2 separate regions of the Homo sapiens genome follow, and region 2 is linked to region 1. A link is an interaction called in ENCODE POLR2A ChIA-PET data of the cell type or tissue named here. Cell type or tissue: OCI-LY7. All regions are shown on one strand. Each heading gives the region's core, and the rest is flanking DNA. Links, peaks and the distances in the headings are about the cores only.

The links. Peaks named below come from ENCODE experiments on the same cell type or tissue, not always from the same donor. Only the 100,000 strongest peaks of a DNase experiment are listed, where the experiment ranks them.
Region 2: POLR2A ChIA-PET joins it to region 1 with 11 read pairs; 2 of 35 experiments call an interaction of 5 or more read pairs at or near these places.

Annotation. Positions count from the first base shown.
Region 1 is chr1:16,418,967-16,424,335 of GRCh38, forward strand. SPATA21 (spermatogenesis associated 21) reads right to left here. Exons shown (of 13, transcript NM_198546.1): 4 at 2,945-3,005; 5 at 2,543-2,591. Among named protein-coding and RNA genes, the nearest start is that of SPATA21, 16 kb to the right of the region's middle. In OCI-LY7, for the core only: no CTCF peak of the experiment used is centred there; a DNase peak (open chromatin) is centred at 1,995; H3K4me3 peaks cover 1,141 bases; H3K27ac peaks cover 1,106 bases.
Region 2 is chr1:16,618,389-16,623,757 of GRCh38, forward strand. It overlaps the pseudogene CROCCP2. Among named protein-coding and RNA genes, the nearest start is that of NBPF1, 7.5 kb to the left of the region's middle. RefSeq lists enhancers at 165-833, 834-1,501, 1,502-2,170. In OCI-LY7, for the core only: a CTCF peak has its summit at 2,826 (motif pointing left); a DNase peak (open chromatin) is centred at 2,823.

The sequences.
Region 1 (5,369 bases), core at 97-5,096:
AAAGCATAGAGGAGTAAGTCAACTAGCAAGGCTGCCCTCAGGGAGCTTGCGTTCTAGATAATGAATAGGTTGACAACTTAAAGATAATGTCGGAGGGAGAAAGTACTACAAAGACAATAAAACAGGACAATGTGATAGGCTGAGTGTGGCTGACAGGCTCCTTGAGATGGCTGGCCAGGGAAGGCCTTGTGGAAAAACTGATGTCGAAATTGAAAGTGAATGACTCAAGAGAGCCGTAAGACTGTCTATGAAGAGGAGTTCAGGCACAGGAACATTCAAAGGCCCTGGGGTGAGACTAGGCTTAGCATATCCAAGGGCTGGAGGTTAGACCAGAGTGGCTAGACATAGGGCTTTATGGCTCTTGGTGAAGATTTTGGATCTTATTCTAAGAAGATGAGGCTTGGACTAGGGTAATGAAAGAGGGAGTGGAAGGAAGGGACGGATTCAGGATTTATTTTGTAGGTAGCACTAAACAGGGCTTGTTGACACGTGAAAGGATTATAGAGGGAAAAGGAGGAATCAGAGGTGATTTTGAGCTGGGTTGCATGAGCCCCTTGGGTGAGAAAGGCAGTGTCATTTGCTGGGCTGAAGAAGACTGCTGTGGTCATGTTTGAGAAGTGAATTAGCCAGCCAGAGGGAATTCAAGTAGGCCATTGGATATATGAACATGGAATTTAAAGGCAAGGTCTATGGCTGGGCATGGTGGCTCACGCCTGTGATCCCAGCAGTTTGGGAGGCTGAGGCGGGCGGATCACCGGAGGTAAGGAGTTCGAGAGCAGCCTGACCAATATGGTGAAACCCCATCTTTACTAAAAATACAAAAATTAACCGGGTGAGGTGGTGCTTGCCTGTAATCCCACCTACTCGGGAGGCTGAGGCAAGAGAATTGCTTGAACCTCAGAGACAGAGGTTGCAGTGAGCTGAGATTGCGCCACTGCACTTCAGCCTGGGCAACAGAGACTCTGTCAATTCAAAAAAAGAAAAAGGCAAAGTCTCGCCTGAAGATATGGATTTGGGAATCATCAGAGGGACTGAATGAGATCATCCAGGGAGAGAATGGAGATGGGAGACCAGAGGGTGGAGCCCCGAGGGTGGAGAAGATGAGGAGGAACTAGGGAGGGAGACTGGGAAGGAGTTGCTAGTGACATGGGAGGAGAACCAAGGTAGGGCTGTCATGGAGCCTGGAGAAGGCAGCATTGAGGAGAGAGGGAGCCACTGTGTCTTCTGCTGTTGCGAGGTGGGCTCTGTAAGGACAGAGCTCTTCCATTTGATAAGCCAGATGGAGATTATGGAGACCCCGATAAAAGCTCTCATATGGGGATGTGTTGAGAAAAGACAAGCGGAGGAGGTGAGGGGGACAATTATTGAGGGATGGGGCTGCAAAGGGGAGCAAGGAAAGACGGCTTTTGACGCCAGGTATGTTTGTACACGCCTGTAGTCCCAGCTACTCAGGAGGCTGAGACTAGCTTGAACCCGGGAGGTGGAGGTTGCAGTGAGCCGTGATCACACCACTGCACTCCAGCCTGGGCAACAGAGACTCTGTCTCAAAAAAAAGGAAAGAAAGAAAGAAAGGCAGCTTTTGATATTGTGGAGGCTGAGCCATGTTTGTATGCTGATGGAATCGTCCTGTAGTAACGCAGAGAGGGATCATGTGGTGGGGGGAGGGGACGAGAGCTAATGAATAAATGGGGAGACAGCCATGGGAGCAGGGGCCCATCTTCACAGCTCCCATTGCAGCCAAATCAAGGCAGGGAGGGTGGTGGGTTTGGGGATGCTTCTTCTCATCTGATGCTTCTGTTTGTCAGTGACACATGAGTGAGATGAGGGGCGTGGGGGATGCTGTTGTGAAATGATGACCTGGAGCGGAGGGAGGGCGGTGTGGCCAAGGAAAAGTGAGACTTGCAGGCAGCATCTGACATGAGTGGTTAATGCTTGAAAGTGAAACCCATCAATAAGACAGGATGTTCTCCAACCGCATTAAGCTGCTCAACATGGGTACAAGGCTGAGTGAGTTTAGCCAGGGTGGGGTTTTGCCAATGAACAGAACAGGATGAGACAGGGCAGATGCTGGCAGGGCATGCATGCTAGTGACTGTGTATTTGCAGGTTGCCTGGTCAGGTCAAAGAACTAGGAAGTGGCAGAGCTTGGGGAGGGAAGGATGGCTGGGAGGGGTCGGGGAAGCCTCCCAGGTGTTCAGGGATGCTTTGGATTGTGTGGCTGTGGCCGAGGGCAAATGGGTGGAAGAAATCCATGCTGATGTGGAACAAGCCACCACCTGGGATGAACCCAAGGGCTCCAGAGTGTAAGAGCATTCTTGATGCCCACCCAGAATACACACACATGCATACACACAGGCACAGGCACACACACACACGTGTGCACATCCATGTGCACTTTAACACACAGCCACACACACCTTCCTTGGTTTGACTCCAAATAGGGGTTTGACGTGCCACATCCGCTTCTGCCCTCTTCCTCCTCCTGATCCCCCCTGCCTTTCTCCTACACAGCTCGTCCCCGTTCCCCCTATGGCCCTACTTACTGGTGGAGGAAGAGGCCCCGGTGCTGGGTGGGTCTCCACAGCCTCACCCCTGAATAGAAGAGAAACCCCCAGGTGGGGGAAGCGCTCAGCTGAAGGTTTGCCCCCCTGCCCTCCCCTCTCAGCCCCCAGGACACTCAGTTCCACCCCAGCCTCATCCCCTTGGCCTTCTCATCTCAGGGGGCTCCTTATGTCCCCACATCCTCATATATACAGGCTCACGGAACCAAGAATTCTGGTATTCCAGCCATTACACAGATGGGGAAATTGAGACCCAGCGGAGCATGACTTGCCCAAGGTCCTCTACCAGGTCAGGAGCAGTCTGGACTAGAATTCACCCCACCTGAAACTCAGCAGAAGAGCATCCTTGTTGGGGGCAGGGGATGGCACTGGATGATGACTTACCCTCCTTTTGCTTTTTTAGGTCCAGGCGTGGATGGCAGGAAGGGGTTGACTGTCTTTTCCTCTGGAGCCACGACGGACATTGGGGGCATTGCTTCCTGAGAGCTGTCCCCATGTCCCCCTGGGCTGGGCTCTGGCGGAGCCTCCTGTGGCCTGATGTGTGGGACACCTGCCTCCTTGGGGTGCTTGCCTCCCAGTGGCTGGCCATGGCTGGCCAAGCGGCAGCAAGGCTCTGCTGGCTGCACCATGTCTGCCTGGTGACTGGGGGTGGATTGATATCCGGAGCCCTGTCAAGGACAAGGACACCACGGCTGGGGAGCTCCATCCTCGTTCCCAGGTGAACCTCAATGCTCCAGGCGAACTGGAGACCAGTTATTACACACTTACTAGGGTCCCAGCACTTCAGGCATCATCTTACTTAATTCTCCTAGTGCCCCTAGAAGGTAGCACAGGTACTCCCACATTTTGAAGGGTGAGGAAATTGAAGCCCAGAGAAGGCGTGGCCTACCCAAAGAACCACACTTCCCTATGGGAGTGGAATGAGAGCCTGGAAAATTGAGAAGATCCCCTTTAAATAGGGTTTTCCTTTGTGTGTGTGTGTATTTTTTTTTTTTTTTGAGACAAGTCTCACTCTGTCACCCAGGCTGGAGTGCAGTGGCAAGAACACAGCTCATTGTAGCCTTGACCTCCTGAGCTCAAGGGATCCCCCTGCTTCAGCCTCCCAAGTAGCTGGGACTACAAATACCTGTCACCACGCCTGGCTGATATTTTTTAATTTTTGGTAGAGATGAGGTCTCACTATGTTGCTCAGGCTGGTCTTGAACTCCTGGGCTCAAGCATTCCTCCTGCCTCAGCCTCCCAAAGTGCTGGGATTACAGGCATCAGTCACCATGCTCAGCCTTAATGGGATTTTCCAAGGGATACTTCAAAGAACAAGAATCCTTCATGAGCCTCCTTAAAAAGAGGAGGTTTTGGCCAGGTGTGGTGGTTCACACCTGCAATCCCAGAATTTTGGGAGGCTGAGGGGCAGGTGGATCACTTGAAGTCAGGAATTCATGACCAGCCTGGCCAACATGGAGAAATTCTGTCTCTACACAAAATTAGCTACGCATGGTGGCTCATGTCTGTAATCCCAGCTATTTGGGAGGTTGAGGGACGAGAATCACTTGAACCCAGGAGGTGGAGGTTGCAGTAAGCCATGATCACACCACTGCACTCCAGCCTGGGCGACAGAGTGAGACTCTGTCTCTTGAAAAAAAATAATAAAGGCCTAAGTGGGTGGATCACACGAGATTAGGAGTTCAGGACCAGCCTGGCCAACATGGTGAAACCCTGTCTCTACTAAAAACACAAAAATTAGCTGGGCGTGGTGGTACGTGCCTGTAATCCCAGCCACTCAGGAGGCTGAGGTGGGAGGATCACTTGAACCCAGGAGGTGGAGGTTGCAGTGACCCAAGATCACACCCCTGCACTCCAGCCTGGGCAACAGGGTGAGACTCCATGTCAAAAAAAAAAAAAAAAAAAAAGTGGTATATTATGGTATATCCATAGAATGGAAATATTACTGAGCAACCAAAAGAACAACATGTTGATACACACAATACATGAATTTCTTTCTCTTTCTCTCTCTCCTTTTTTTTTTTTTTTTTTTTTGGAGACAGAGTCTCACTCTGTTCTCCAGGCTGGAGTGCACTGGCATGATCTCAGCTCACTGCAACCTCCGCCTCCCAGGTTCAAGTGATTCTCCTGCCTCAGCCTCCCGAGTAGCTGGGACTACAGGCACCTGCCACCATGCCCAGCTAATGTTTATATTTTTAGTAGAGACGGGGTTTCACCAGGTTGGCCAAGCTGGTCTTGAACTCCTGACCTCAGGTGATTCACCCGCCTCAGCCTCCCAGAGTGCTGGGATTACAGGCTGAGCCACCGCACCCGACCTAGATGAATCTCAAATAGTCATGTGGAGTGAACGAAGCCAGACAGAAAGAATGTACACTGTACAATTTCATTTGTGTAAAATTCCACGAAATACAAACAAATCTATAGTGATAGTTGGTAGTCGCCTGGGGATAGACTAGTGGGAGGGGGGATGAGAAAGGGCATGAGGAAATGGTTGGGGTGATGGCTATGTTTGCTTTCTTGATTGTGGGGATGGTTTTGTGGGTGTGTACATATGTCAAAATATTAAATTGTACACTTAAAGTATGTGCAAGTGAATGCCAATTATACCTTACTGAAGCTGTTAAAAATAAATCTTACCAGGCTGGGTGCGGTGGCTCACACCTGTAATCCCAGCACTTTGGGAGGCTGAGGCAGGAGAATGGCATGAACCTGGGAGGCAGAGCTTGCAGTGAGCCGAGATTGCGCCACTGCACTCCAGCCTGGGCGACAGAGCAAGACTGTCTCAAAAAAAAAAAAAATCTTACAGATA
Region 2 (5,369 bases), core at 122-5,121, 200 kb after region 1:
GTAAAGAGCTAGGGACATTTTCCCTGAAGGCTTTGATTGCTGGCAAAATCTCATTAAACGTGTATACATTCATAGGTTGGCCATAGGATGGATAAAAGAAGAGCCTCTGGCCTACATCTGCCACGATACATGTGCAAAAATGCTCTCTGCAGCATTATTTTTCATTGTAAAATAGCAGAACAAATTTATTATTCAATAATTATAAAATGGTCAAATGTATGTGACTATATTTGGACAATGAAAAATGCAGCTGTTAAAAGCAGACAATACTGATGATTCAGATGATGTTACTGATGAAAATAATAACAGATGACAATTATTGAGCATTTATGGCATTCTTACAGGCATTACCTTATTTAAAGTTCAGAACTACCAAGGAAAAGAGTAACTTGTGGCAGGCGTGAGAGGTTCCGAGGCACAAAAGGAAGATAGGCATTCAAGGAACACCAGGATAGAAGACCCAGAGTAGGAGAAGAGAGAGGAAGAGGAGTCCGCCAGATGGGATGCTGGAAACCGCGGGATAGCTCGGTGGAGAGAGGGCGCTCCTGCTCCGCAAGCCTCCCTACGACGGCAGGCCTACCCGGTCCTGCTCCTGCCGGCTCTGGGCATCTGGTTTCTGCCGCTCCATCTCCAGGGAGATGGTGGCCAGGCTGTGCCGTGTACCCATCAACTTCTCTGACAGCGCCATCTTCTCAGACTCCTTCAGAGACAAGGCCTGGGCAGAGGCAGGGGACAAAGGGCTTGGGGGATGGGCTGGTCCTGGGGGCATGCTCAGGCTTCTTGCTGCCTAGGAAATGTGCCCACTGGGGGCTTAGAGGCCTGAGTGTGCCACTGCAGGTGGACCCAGGGCAGACATGCAGCCCTGGAAAAGGGCACAACGGCAGTCACAAGAATCCCGGACGTGGATACCACTCATAGAGCTCACTAACCCGCCACAGCACCCTGACTGCAGAGTCTTTCTTTCTACCCATCTTACAGATGAGGAAACTGAGGCTCAAGGAGGTAAAGTGACTCGCCCAGGTACACAGCTGGTGAGGAGAGGAGATGGGCACAGTCTGCCCTGTCTCCGTTACATTATAGGAAAGTTAGGGATTTGTTATTTGGGGGGACACGTCAGCTGATGCCTGTGGGCATCGTGGGGACTGCTCAGAAGGCAGCCATGAGGATCCATGCCCAGCGTGGGGTGGGACGAGGCATGGGAGAATATGGAACAGCTTTCCTGGTGTCACGACTGTCACTGTCACTCAGTAAGTGCTCACTGTGTGCCAGGCATGGAGCACAGCAAAGCCTCACGAACCCCCTTCTAATCCTCCCCTCCTGCAGGTAAGGAAACTGAGGCCCCCAAGAGGGCAGTGGCCTGCCCCAGGGCTCCTAGCTGCCAAGTGGCAGAGCAGGGCCCGGCCCCAGAACTGGAGCAGCTCAGAGAGCAGCAGAGGCCACGCCAGGGCTCACGAACCTGCTGCTTCTCGCTCTCGGCCAGGAGGAGGCCCTCGTCATGCTCCTGCTGCAGGGCAGCAATCTCCTCACTCAGCTGTTCCTTCTCAGCCTTCCGCCGGGCCAGCAGCTCCTCCTGCTCACGCTGCAGCTGACTCTGCAGCTGGGCCCGCTCGGCCTCCAGCTCCCGCCATGCTGCCTCCTAGGGGGCCAGGACTGGACGCGTGTGACACACCAGGAGGGGCCCAGGCAGACCCCCCAAAACATCAGGGCAGCAAGAGCCATCTGGCCCCCATACCCTCAGAGATGGAGGGTGACCAGGTAAATACAAGGGACTGATAAGGGCTATGACGGGGACACGCCAGGGCCGTGAAAGTGCCAAGGAGCAGCAGTGGGCTGGCCTGGGGGTCCGAACATGATCCCCTGCGGAGAGACAAGTAACTGTCAGCCAGGTAAGGAGAGAAAAGACCACCCCAGGCCAAGAGCACAGCCCCTGGAAAGGACTACAGGATGCAGGGTGCAGAGGGAAACAGGGCACGGTGAGTCACAGGGCCAGAGCCCCAGGCAGTGGCTGGGCCAGGACAGGCCGTGTGGGCCATGGGGATTCTAAGGACAGTGAGGGGAGTGGGAGAGAGGACTCGAGCCAAGGTGACAAGGAGCAATCTGATTTTTAGCTTAGGGGATGTTCCGACAGCTGTGGAAGAGGGATTGGGGTTGGGATGGAGGAGAGTTAGGACTGGCTGTGAGGAATGAAGGGGGTCAGGGGTTGCCAGAGGAGCTGGAGAGAAGAACACAGATTTGGGGACATTAATGAGGCCAAGCCAGGCAATGCAAAGGGCAAGAAGAGCAAGGGGGAGGTCACAGTTCAGATCCCTGGGGACTGGACAGGCGGGCAGGCAGAGCCCACAGGCAAATAGCAGCCCACCCGGGGAGCCCGAGGGCAGGTGCCTGCCTCAGCAGTTGTCCCTAGCAACTCTGTGAGAAGCAGACAGAGCTGCCACTTCTTTTTTTTTTTTTTTTTTAGACAGAGTCTCGCTCTGTCACCCAGGCTGGAGTGCAGTGGCGTGATTTTGGCTCACTGCAACCTCTGCCTCCCAGGTTGAAGCGATTCTTCTGCCTTACCCTCCCAAGTATCTGGGACTACAGGCGCGTGCCACCATGCCCAGCTAATTTTTTGTGATTTTAGGAGAGATAGGGTTTCACTGTGTTAGCTAGGATGGTCTCGATCTCCTGACCTCGTGATCCGCCCACCTCAGCCTCCCAAAGTGCTGGGATTACAGGCATGAGTCAGCACGCCCGGCCAAGCCACCCCTTCTTTAAGAGCTTCACCATAGCTCATGCCTGGAATCCCAGCACTTTCGGAAAGAGCTTTACCGCCCCCTGATGGAGAAGCGTGATAACCACCACCCAAGGCCATGGGGACTGCAGGGTGAGTGGCATGCCCTGGAGCCATGTAGTCATAGCCTGCACCTCTGTCAGAGGAAGCCCTGTCTAGGATTTGGTGGCTGAGGGCCCCTGTTCTGAGGGCCACTCTGGAGAGCATGCCAGTGCCAGCAATCATAACTCATGGAGCATTTGCTAAGTACCAGTCACTATGTTAAGCCCTCTATGCAGATGGTCTCAGCTCATCCTCAATACCTTCCACTATCCTATCCCTATTTCTACAGGTGGGGAAATGAAGGCACAGACACCTTGGGTAGCATCACCAGTAAGCGACCAAGATTAGATTCAAACCCAGGCAATATAACCCCAGAGTCAGTGTTCTAGTAACTTCCCTGGCCCCTTGCCTTTCTACATGCTCAGGTCTGCGTGGCCCTTCATATGGAAACTTCTTAGCAAATGAAAGTGCTTTCCTGCTGTGCATTAGGTCAACATTTCCCAAATGTGGTTGTGGACCCTCTGCATCAGGATTACCAGGGCTGGACCAGATTTGGGACCTGGGTATCTGAATGTCTAATAAGGACCACAACCTCCCCACCACCCCTCCAGTCCTCCCAGCTGTCCCCAGGGCCTCCACAACAGAGAGGGAGTCCCATTTCACAGATGTACAGACCGAGGCAGAGCAAGAACGATGATGAAACACTGGCTCAGACTTCTGCCCACCCCTCCCCAGCTGCCTGAACCTTTTCACGCTGGAGTCACTGTAAGTCCTCCTCCTGGGCTGCCCACTGCTCCCGCAGAGAGGCCTGGGCCTCCCGCTCAGCCTGCACCAGCTTCTGGGCCATCAGCTCCTTGTCTAGACTGGCTTTCTCCTGCGTAGCTATTATTTGCTGCCGCAGGCCCGCCAACTCCCCTGCACGAGAGGAATGGGGGAAAGGGCAGGGTTGGGTTGAAATTTTTCCTTGGGCCAGCAGACTTAGGCCAGTTGAGCCATATGGGCAAAATCCCAGAGGCAGAGGGCCTGCCTGGCATCCAGTTTGGGTCCTCTTGAAGAAGTGGCTTGTCCTCTCTGGGCCTCAGTTTCCCTATCTGCTACATGGGCCCACTGGCCCTGACCCCTTTCCTGCCTACCTAGAATGGCATTAAAGGCATAAAATGACTGATGAGAAGGCCTCCCAAATGGGACGGATGTCAAACATATAACAACCCTAGGCCAGGTGCCATGGCTCACTCCTGTAATCCCAGCACTTTGGGAAGCTGGGGCAGGTGGATCACCTTAGGTAAGGAGTTCAAGACCAGCCTGGCCAACACGGTGAAACCCTGTCTCTACTAAAAATACAACAATTAGCTGGGCATGGTGGCGGACGTATGTAGTCCTAGCTACTTGGGAGGCTGAGGCAGGAGAATCGCTTGAACCCAAGAGGCAGAAGTTGCAGTGAGCTCAGATCGCACCACTGCACTCCAACCTGGGCGACAAGAGTGAGACTCTGTCTCAAAAAATCAAACAGGCTGGGCGCGGTGGCTCATGCCTGTAATCCCAGCACTTTGGGAGGCCGAAGTGGGCAGATCACCTGAGGTCGAGAGTTCGAGACCAGCTTGACCAACATGGTGAAACCCCGTCTCTACTAAAAATACAAAATTAGCCAGGCATGGTGGCGCGTGCCTGTAATCCCAGCTACTTGGAAGGCTGAGGCAGGAGAATCGCTTGAACCTGGGAGGCGGAGGTTGAGGTGAGCCAAAATCGCGCCATTGCACTCCAGCCTGGGCAACAAGAGTGAAACTCCATCTCAAAACAAACAAACAAAAACAAACAAACAAACAAAAACCCTATTACTGACTCAGCACTTACTATGCGTCAAGCACCCAGCTAAGTATTTTAGACATAACCTCATTTTGTCTTCATAACATGCCTATGTAGTTTATCCTCATCCCCGTTTAACAGATGATGAAATGGAGGATCAGAGGAGATCAGCAGCAACTTCCCACAGCTGCACAGCTACACATAAAGCATCTCCTTTAATGACTGACATGAACATACCTGTCAAGCATTAACTATCAGCATTAATGGAAACGACTACAGGGAATGGAAATGGTATAGCCATCATCTAAAAACCATCTCCCGGGTTGGAAACCCACCAGCATTTCCCTTCCTGGTTCTGTCTGGCTCAGGTGTACATGGACAGGAAAATTAATTTCCATGACCCAAGTAGGTGCTTAGTTAATGTTAGATGAGCAGAAAGAAGCCCTGAGTTCAGAGATTCGATGGGGAACGGTGCAGGGAAGTGGGGCTCGGATTCTGGGGCCAAGAGAGTCATCTGAAAACCACAGAGAACTCAGACTAACAGGCCTGATGACCGATGAACAGCAGTTACTGTTGACTCAGCCAGGCACCGTGCCACGGCCTTACACGCTTTTCCCATGTCATCCTGGCAACAGGCTTAGAAGGTGGGCATTGCCACCTCCAATCATCAGCTGAGGAATCTGCAGCCCAGAGAGGAAAGGGGCTTGCTCAAGGGAAGGTGAGATCTAAGTGGTGGCACAGGACTGGAACCCAG